Regions from separate parts of the Homo sapiens genome. Here region 2 is linked to region 1. A link is an interaction called in ENCODE POLR2A ChIA-PET data of the cell type or tissue named here. Cell type or tissue: Caco-2. All regions are shown on one strand.

Evidence for each region. ChIA-PET counts read pairs that join two places held together with the same protein. Peaks named below come from ENCODE experiments on the same cell type or tissue, not always from the same donor. Only the 100,000 strongest peaks of a DNase experiment are listed, where the experiment ranks them.
Region 2: POLR2A ChIA-PET joins it to region 1 with 6 read pairs; 2 of 35 experiments call an interaction of 5 or more read pairs at or near these places.

What each region holds. Positions count from the first base shown.
Region 1 is chr6:106,771,115-106,776,114 of GRCh38, forward strand. The region is part of intron 1 of LINC02532 (long intergenic non-protein coding RNA 2532); the gene reads right to left. Among named protein-coding and RNA genes, the nearest start is that of MIR587, 11 kb to the right of the region's middle. RefSeq lists an enhancer at 3,086-3,586. In Caco-2, no CTCF peak of the experiment used is centred here; a DNase peak (open chromatin) is centred at 2,447.
Region 2 is chr6:106,614,873-106,619,872 of GRCh38, forward strand. RTN4IP1 (reticulon 4 interacting protein 1) reads right to left here. Exons shown (of 9, transcript NM_032730.5): 4 at 4,330-4,454. Among named protein-coding and RNA genes, the nearest start is that of RTN4IP1, 12 kb to the right of the region's middle. RefSeq lists an enhancer at 1-68. In Caco-2, no CTCF peak of the experiment used is centred here; no DNase peak of the experiment used is centred here.

The DNA.
Region 1 (5,000 bases):
CGCTGCTGAAGGAAAACCTGATAAATGTGTATCTCACCATATGTGATTTCCTTTTTTCAAGGGTCATGTCTTCAGTTTTTGTCTGCAGAACCAAACCATGTTGGCCAGTTTCAAGAACCTTCAAACAGGTTTTGTTGTTATCATTGTGTTTTGGGTCCAGAATTTACCACTGTCTTTGGCAGAAGGTTTAGTTAGATATAATTTACTTGGCCATTACTAGAAGTTGAAACTTATCTGAATGGCCAAAATTAGGCACTGAAATACCGAGTTTGATGGGAAAACTTGGCTACACTCTCCTCCTAGCATACACTGCCATGTCTATTTGCATCAGAAGGGGCTCAGTATTTGCTGAACAAATCCTGAAAGCTGAAAACTTTCTTGAAGGAGTCATACTTTGACTTTGAAGCATTATCAGTTATTAATAATTTAGAATGGAGAATCCTTTCCCGAAAGTGGGTTTTAATATGGGTTAATGAGAAAGAACAGGAGCTTCTTGGGTGTATCTGTCTTCTTCTCACAAGTGGCAAAAAATCTGCCATGACTTTGTCTTAAATGAAAAGATAATTTATCAACCAGCTTAGGTTAAAAATTCCACAGTAAGACTGGCTCCAGGCATAGCTGGATTTAGGGCTCATATATAGTGTTATTAGAACACAGGTTTTTTGCTTTTTTGTTCTCAGCTTTCAGATCTGCCAATTGCGTTGTTACAATTAATCCCAGCTTCCTGTAGCCACAAGAGGATGGTAGCAGCTTCAGCCACACACCTTCTCTGGTGTACATTATAGAGGGAAAAGTGAGACCCTCTTTCCTGGAAGTACCTGGAAAGATCTCACTGCCTCTCATAGGTTCCACCTGGGTCATGTTCCCATCCCTGAATTGGTCATGTGGTCACGAAATAGGATAAAATGATTGGCCCAGGTGTGACTCACATGCTCCACCCCACAGTCCAAGAAGTGTCATTTCATCAGATCCCCAAGGACTGAGAGGAGAGTGGGAGAAGTTCTCCTGATAAATATCTTGGTTCTTTGTTAGAGATATCCTGGGGCAGAAACAACAGAAGCTCACTAAAATGGGTACTGGAGGAGAATGGAACGAAGACGCGTAGTGGGGGTTAAAAGCTTACACACTAGAGAGGCAGAGAACCTAAAAGAGAAATGCTGACTCTTTCCATTTTGCCCCTTGGCTCCGGGCTGCTGGAAGCAGGTGCTGTGCGATATCACTGCTTCATGGTTAGCATGCTTGGGGACCTGCAATGAGAGAAATCCATGAAATTTACACACTGCAGCGGTATCTTTAAAAGGTATCAGGTGGAGAATAGCTTTTAATGTGGAATCCAGGCCCCAATTAGAGGCTTATTCCATTGCTAAATTTGGTTTGGGTTCAATGCCCACTGACCTCTTGTCCCTAGAGCATTTCAACACCGTAATGAATACGCAGGAACAAATCCTCCTTTCCCCTGCCCTTTCTAATGGTACATAATCTCTATACCATTAGAAATCTGAATTATTTTTCCAGATAAAATTGCCAGGCCCTCCTCTCAATCCTTTCCATTAGTGAGGAAGCAATCCAAGGAAAAAAGAAGCCAGTGCCAAGTGCAGCCATGCCCTGAATGTTCACTCGGCTTAGGCAGCATCTGACCAGCATCCCCCAAGGCTACAAACCAACTAACAGCTTTTAGGGTAGGGAGAATTGCCTTTTCTCTCTCCTTCCGGAACACCAGGGAAAACATAGAGGACCCTAGAGACCAGTGGAAAATACCTTGGGAATCCCTAATTCACTCAATCCTCATTGGTTGCTCCTAAGCACCTTCTACTTTGAAGTTTTGAGTAGCCTAAAGAAGGACTTCCCCTCATGACTAGGAGGACTCTCCCTGATTTTTAAACAATGTCTGCACTGTTTAGGGACTTATATTTTTCTCCAGTAAACAGGCTTCACTTTTGCCACAAAAAATAAACATGGGTATGCAAAATTTAAGTATTCCCATCAAGCTTTTCTACCTTAGTCTCTAGCTGACCAGTGACTAACTGGGAAGTCGCTGCTCACAGGATCTCAGGCTTTTTCTGTCACTACGAATAAATAATAATAAAATAGAAATACATTTTTAGCCAATTTCAAAATGCAACAGGGCAGGTGCCTCCTGGAATGAAGAATTCCTGCAGCTCCCTTCATACTGGTATTCCGCATGTGATAAACCTCTAGTCCTTTCAGGAAATTATTCTGATCCTTGCTTGTTTCATGAAACAACCAGCTCCCTTCCCTGAGTTTCGCCTTCCTGAGGAGCTGGTCTCTGGAAGGGCCAACTGTTCTGCGTCCTGCACTGGGGAACTTCGGGTAGGTTCCCACTCCCACTACCCACCTGGCTTCTTCACTTTCTCTGCCCTCCTACCGCCCTGAGGACACCTGCTGCTCACTGCATTCCCCAGCTTTGTTTGTTTCCCCCATAAGATTACTGGACAGGTGCTGTAATCTTTGGTTTGCTGGGCAGTTGCCTCGGTGCAGTTGCTGTGACCTGCACTCTTGAAGAAGCAGACTTCTTCATTATTCATGATGGCCTGGAGGTCCAGTTACCAGCAGCATCCACCGCAGAGGCCAGACTGAAACTTGTTTAGCCAGTTTCCTTCTTTCCCTGGGCTGTTCCAAAACTGACACACACAGACTAACAAAAACTCTGAGAGTTTCTGTGTTCCCAGGAATTAATCCCACCAGAACAAGCCTCGGTCTGTTGCTAAACTCTGATTCTCATTTCCTCCCCACCTCCCTTTGCTACAAAGCTATGGACCATCAAGTTTTAATGCAGTGTTGAGCTGTTGATTAAAACAGCATGTTATCTTCAGAATGTCAGACAACATATGACAATAAAGTAGGCATAAAATATCAGGAAAACAAATGTGCCCCTGCGTCTGCACTGGATGCAAATGCACAAATGGCTGAACTTTAAAAGCTTCCATGTTCCTAACAAGTCTTAGAGCATTAGAATTGATGGTGGTGATTAGGTTGCTTTTCAGAGCAGCAAAATCTGTATAACTGAATCCTTATGGGTTTAGCCATTCTCAGCCCAGGCATATTAACTTGGCCCGCTGTGAGTCTGCTTGTGTATACACACATGCAGTATTTAACCATGAGCGCAGTGGGCCCCAAATTAAAACCATATTTTGTTAGCATCACATGTTCCAGCTTTGACAGTATTTATCAAAGGGGACGCTGCTGGATTTATTGAAAGAAATGAACTTTGCCAGGGTCTGGCAGACTCAACCCCAGTAGGGAGTTGTTATTTTTACCCTCTGTGCCCAGCAGTGCTGTTGCTGTTGGCTCAAGGCTGTTTGCTCACTATGGGCACAGTTTGCTACGTACGGATCCCTCTCCGCTGGTCCAGTGTGCCTGCCTCCCAGCAGCCTGCACCTCGTGGGATGTCATCAGCTCCACCTCCATGTATTCTTCAAAACCTTGTTTATGTTCCCTTCTTTTCTGTGAAGTCTTTGCTACCTAAACCCAAGGTCATTTCTTCTTCCTCTGATCTCGCCAGCCTGGGTCCAAGAACAGCTGGTAGAAATGCAGATTCTCAGGCTCCACCCCAGACATCCTAAATCTGCATGTTAGCAAGATCCGTGGGGGCATTCAAGGGCACATGGAAGTGTGAGAGGTGCTGCTCTGCCTCCACTTACCATCTCTACTGGGGTCTCTCAGTGGGAGTCCTGCTACCCCAACAGGGGCATTGAAAATGTAGAGAGGATGTTTTTGACTGTCACAATGTTGAGTGCTGGCGGGGAGGACTACTAGCATCCATCAGTGGGGTCGATGCTGGACAGCCTGCGATGTACGGTACACTCTCATATAGGGAAGAACTGGTTCATACGTCACACAACTTTCTAAAGAGCTGCCAGGCAGTCTGGTGGGTGAAAAAATCTATTTTTAATTATTTGAGCCTGGAACCTAATTCCTGTTTGCACACAGAGTTTTTTGTTTGTTTGTTTGTTTTTGAGACGGAGTCTGCTCTGTCACCCAGGCTGGAGTGCAGTGGCATGATCTTGGCTCACTGCAACCTCCGCCTCCCCAGTTCAAACAATTTGCCTGCCTCAACCTCCCTAGTAGCTGGGATCACAGGCACCCGCCACCATACCCAGCTAATTTTTATATTTTTAGTAGAGATGGAGTTTCACCATGTTGGTCACCAGGCTGGTCTTAAACTCCTGACCTTAAGTGATCCACCCATCTCGGCCTCCCAAAGTGCTGGGATTACAGGCATGAGCCACCACACCCAGCCCCCTTTTTATACCCAAAGTATTGTTTGCACAGTTTTAATACACACCAGATTTCTAGGAACTCAACTTTTGTGAAAATTCAGGGAAAAGCGTTCTTTGCTTCGTTCAGAACCTTACCTTTAGTCACTGCTTTGGAAACACACATTATCCACAGTCACGCTGCTCCCAGTGCAATCTCCGGGACAATATATCTCTATTAGTTTGCATTTGTAGCTATCCCAGTCATAGCAGTTTTGTATCTGACTACTTCATTGTGGTTTTTGGTGTAAATGTGCCTGAACATTTATATGTTGAAACACTTTTTTTTTTTTTTTTTGAGACAGAGTCTTGCTCTTGTTGCCCAGACTGGAACGCAACGGTGCGATCTCGGCTCACTGCAACCTCTGCCTCCTGGGTTCAAGCGATTCTCCTGCCTCAACCTCCTGAGTAGCTGGGATTACAGGGATGTGCCACCATGCCTGGCTAATTTTGTATTTTTAGTAGAGATGGGGTTTCTCCATGTTGGTCAGGCTGGTCTCGAACTCCCGACCTCAGACTTTTTTTGTTATAAATTGCTTTTATTTTATTTCTTCTTTATATCAGAGTTAAGGAATTTATTACACTGATTTTGAGTGAGTTATGTCGTTCATATGTAAGTTAACTATATTATTCATGAATTCCAGTTCAGAAAAACTAAGAGACCATTTGAAATTATTTGTTATAAAAAGGGTTTTGAGCCAGGTGCAGTGTTTCACACCTGTA
Region 2 (5,000 bases), 160 kb before region 1:
AACCTAGTCACTTAGAAAGCTATTGTATAAAACACAAATTTCCAGGAGTGAGGTTTCTGCTATTCTTTCAAGTGCCCACAGCCCCCACCCCCCCACCCAGGACTCCCTGGAAAATAGACCTGAAGCAAAGGAAGATTCATTTCCATCACACTGACCAAGCCAGAGCCTCCACTCTCACTCTCCTTGCCTCCTCAACCCCATACTTTGTTTATGCAAGAAAACAGCTGGGGTTTCTTTCTACTTCCCCTTACCCCCCTAACAATACAACCCAGTCAGGTGCAAATGAAAACTTAAAGTCCAAAAGGGTAATGGGCTTGGGGAGTGGGAAGAAACAGGTGGTGGTGGGGTGAAGAAAAGGCCTTAGAATGCATTTGAAAGAAGAAGGCTGTCATTTTAATTTTAATATAAGCATATCGGTAGGGAATAAACCCAATGTTTTTAACTCTGGGCCTAATTCTATAATTCTATATCAGAATTAATCAGACACCTAATTTACACTTACATGACAAAATTTTACTGCCATAAAACCTAATATCAAAAAAAAAGTATTCCTAAATTCACTTCATTGAGTTGCAAGTATACACAATTTAAAAGTGAAATTTATTTTGTGGAGGAGGAATAGTTCAATTCCTAACTCTGTTGCCCAGGATGGAGTGCAGTGGCATGATCTCAGCTCACTGTAACCTCCGCCTCCCGTGTTCAAGCAATCCTCCTGCCTCAGCCTCCCGAGTAGCTGGGACTACAGGCACGCAACACTACACCTAACACCTTTTAATACTTCTGTCAAACAGAATGAAGTACAACTTTCCCGGCAAGACATGAATTTCAGGCAGAGCATGAAATATTCAAGTGCACCAATGACACTACCAATAAATAAAACCATCAAATCTTAACATATTCAAAAAATATCCGGTTGTAACAACTTTTTAAAAAAATTTCTACTTATCTTGAGAGCCCTAAGTTATCTATGTGTTCCTACTGAACAAATCATGAAGAAACTATAGATGGGCTGATAAAAAGAAAATAATTTTCACTTGACATTTTCTTTTTCTTTTTTTTTGTTTTGAGATGGAGTCTTGCTCTGTCACCAGGCTGGAGTACCGTTGCGCAATCTCAGCTCACTACAACCTCCAACTCTGTGGTTCAAATGATCCTCCTGCCTCAGGCTCCCGAGTAGCTTGAACTACATGTGTGTGCCAACACGTCCAGCTAATTTTTGTATTTTTAGTAGCGACGGGGTTTCACCATGTTGGCCAGGATAGTCTCGATCTCCTGACCTCTTGATCCACCCACCTCGGCCTCCCAAAGTGCTGGGATTACAGGCATGAGCCGCCGCGCCTGGCCTCACTTGACATTTTCTAATGATATCAATGTGTGGACAAAATGACAGTATTATATGACATCAAGAATAAACTATTTCCTTGGTTCACTGATACTCAGCTGCTGCAGAAAAGTAACTACAGAACAAAGGGGGAAAAAGGTAAACATCATTGAACCCTTAGAAAGATTTGTCCTAATTTCAAATAAGCTGTTTGTTATAAAGAAATCCTATAAAATCTTCCAAGGTGCTGATAGGTGTTTTTGTCATTGTTAATTTTGTTTTTTTTTAATTAACTGATTAGAAAAAAAAGATGATTCATCTTTGATAACAAATACTGATGTGCTTTGTGCAGACTAAGGCATGCCTTAATGCCAATAGCTAATAGCTAACAGAAAAAGAACAGTTATTGCTTAGCATATTGAAGCCAAAATATGCTCCATCAATCACAATGAATAGTCAAATGGAAAATCCACTTTGGACACTGGAACTTCTGAGTTTAGGTACAATAAAATCTCATTATAGAATTTCTTCATTAAAAGTATTTTTACAGTATTTTAAGGTGCTCACATCTCTCATGTGACTCTCACAAATAAGCAGTTAAAAGAGGTAGGCCATTATTATAACCCATGTGTGGTAATTTCAGTAAACCGAAATTTCTGAGAGCAGCAAGTACCAAGTGCTATGGTCTGAATGTTTGTAATGTTTGTGTCCCACCAAAATTCGTATGTTGAAATCCTAACCCCCAGGGTGATGGTATTAGGAGGTGGGGTGATTAGGTCATGCAAGCGGAACCCTCATGAATGGGATTTGTGCTCTTATAAGAGAGAGAGACCCCAGAGATATCCTCACCCCTTCCAGAATATGAGGACAAGCGAGAAAGCACTGTTAAAGAACCAGAAAGTTGGTCCTCACCAGACACAAAACCTGATGTCACCTTGATCTCAGGCTTCCCAGCCTCCACAACTGTGAGAAATAAATTTCTCTTGTTTTTAAGCTACCAGTTTATGGTATTTTGTGATAATAGCCTGAACAGACTAAGACAGCAAGGTCTCACTGTGCTCACTGAGTCACTCAGGACAAATGTGTCCTACAGATCACAACATGTGAATGCAGCAGAAGTCCATGATGTGAATTGTTGAGACTCTTTGCAATGGGTTTCACTCTAGATTGGTTAACATTGGCTAAATCAATAAACAGACCCAACTCAATACAAGATATCATCACCTAATAAGGTCTAAAACTTTCCATTTCTCAAAGCTCTCCTCAAAACCTACACTGTCCTATACTCATAAACTCAGAGGAAACCACAAAGAGACCATAAATATATAGCATGTGGTCACCTGGTTAGTTAATGGCAGAACAGGACCCAGGGCTCCAACTTCCCAGTTCCAGGCCATTGTTGCTTAAACAGAAGATAACAGAGTACCAAAGAATTACCCACAAAGCCAACAACAAACTGAGGACTCACACCAATGTCTCTAAGAAGAGACAGATCTTTGTCTCTAAATTTTTAAATTTTTTCTTATCTTCTAAATTGTTTTTTACAGTATATTAAAAGTAAGTCCACAGAGCCCTGAACCAGTAAAAGAAATGAGAGCTCTCTAACAATAGTGCACATATAGTCATGCAGGCATAGAAAACATAATGTTTTTAAAGGAAAAAACAAAACAATAAAACCAATGCTGTTGCAGAGTCTACAATTACAATACAGGTCTAAAAATCTTCAATAAGGTTTTTGCAAGGTTATTAACTAAGAGAAACCATTAGAAAAATCTATGTGGTCAAAACTAATTTAATTTAAACAAAGTGTTGACCAAAATGGCAACTTCAAGAAAGATAAGCCACAATAGCTTAAAAAGTAAACAGGGTTGACCTTTAGAATAAATATTTACCTTGAATTCTAAGATAAGGAAGGGTAGTACCTCACTAGATGTATAGCTTTCATAAGTTTTCAAAAATACAGCTATTAAACTTTCATAAAATTTAATGCTCTATCACCGAACACATTAAATGTAAAGTGCAATGTTTCATAACAATAGAACAGAATCACACAGACTTCAGTTATGTTACCAACACAATCCTTAGTAATAAAAAAAACTAGGTTATTTTAATTTATTATAGTTTGACCTACAGCTCCTTCCTTCCTTACAATTGTTAAACGGTTCTTAGTATCTAGTTTTCTCAACAAAAAACAAAATCATCAGTTTTCTCTATGATGGCAACTTTCTAAAATACAAGGAACACCACAACCTCCTTGCTAACAACAGTAGCCACCATTTACTGAGTGCCTCCCACGTGCCATAAACTGTGTCACCAGTTTAATGTGCATTACCTCATTTAACCTTCAAAACAAAACTCATTAAAAAGTGAGTGAGTGGGTCACCCAACTGGAAAGCAACAGAATCTACATATAAACTCAAGTACATCTGAGACATTTCTGGTCACCATGTTGCTGCTAACCCAAATGAGTACACGCTCAAGGCATTGGGGAATCAGAATTGACCTAATGGATATTAGGCATTGAGACTGAGAGAACTTAAGAATATTCAATAGTTGTGCAGTCCCTTTATAGAAATATGCAAGTGTGAGAATAACTCCTGGGAGAGGTAGGGAAAAAACATCTTAACCTTGACATCATTCTTTAGAAACTGTATGGGATGATTCTTAACCTTTTTAGGAATTTCATTAAAAAAAAGATATGGATCTTCTTCCTAGAGAATCACATATAATATTTTGCATTATTTTAGAAGGTTCTGACTCCTAAAGTCCATTCCATCCACACATCTCAGTTAAAAAATTCCCAAGTGATTGGGCTGAGAATCCACAGAATGAAGCTAAGAAAGTGCAAACTGACACAAATAGAATGCTTTGGAAATTGTTTTCAAATGTTAGTACAGCTCTGTTCGTGTAAATGATACTAAATTTCAAAGCTCTGACAAATCTACTGCAAGGAACTCACAGAAGGAAAGAAAAGAGGTTTAGATGCTGCCACTGACTGATACACTTACCGTTTTCCTGTGCAATTCTTGTCATTCAGGCCACCAACTTTGTTTATAGCAGACCAGGCTGTGAGAGCCACATATGGCAAAGAGGCAGCTTGAGTATGAGTGAGTGATTTGGGTTTGTGAGAGACCTACATTTGAAGACAACAGTCAAAAATAAGCAATGACTTGCAAACCTATGAACACAATTAAGCACATTTACCTTCACAGGAATCCAGCTGACCCTTGAACAACAGGGGTTTGAATTGTGCAAGTCCACTTATACGTGGATTTCCTGCCTCTGCCACCTCTGAGACCAGCAAAACCAACCCTTCTTCTTCCTACTCCTCCTCTTTCTAGTAACTTGAACACAACAAGGATGAAAATCTTTATGATGATCCACTTAATGAATAGTAAGTATACTTTTCTTCATTTTTTTTTTTTTTTTTTTTTTTGAGACGGAGACTTGCTCTGTCGCCCAGGCTGGACTGCAGTGGCGTGATCTCGGCTCACTGCAAGCTCCGCCTCCCGGGTTCACACCATTCTCCTGCCTCAGCCTCCTGAGTAGCTGGGACTACAGGCGCCCGCCACTGCGCCCAGCTAATTTTTTGTATTTTCAGTAGAGACAGGGTTTCACCGTGTTAGCCAAGATGGTCTCGATCTCCTGACCTCGTGATCCGCCCGCCTCGGCCTCCCAA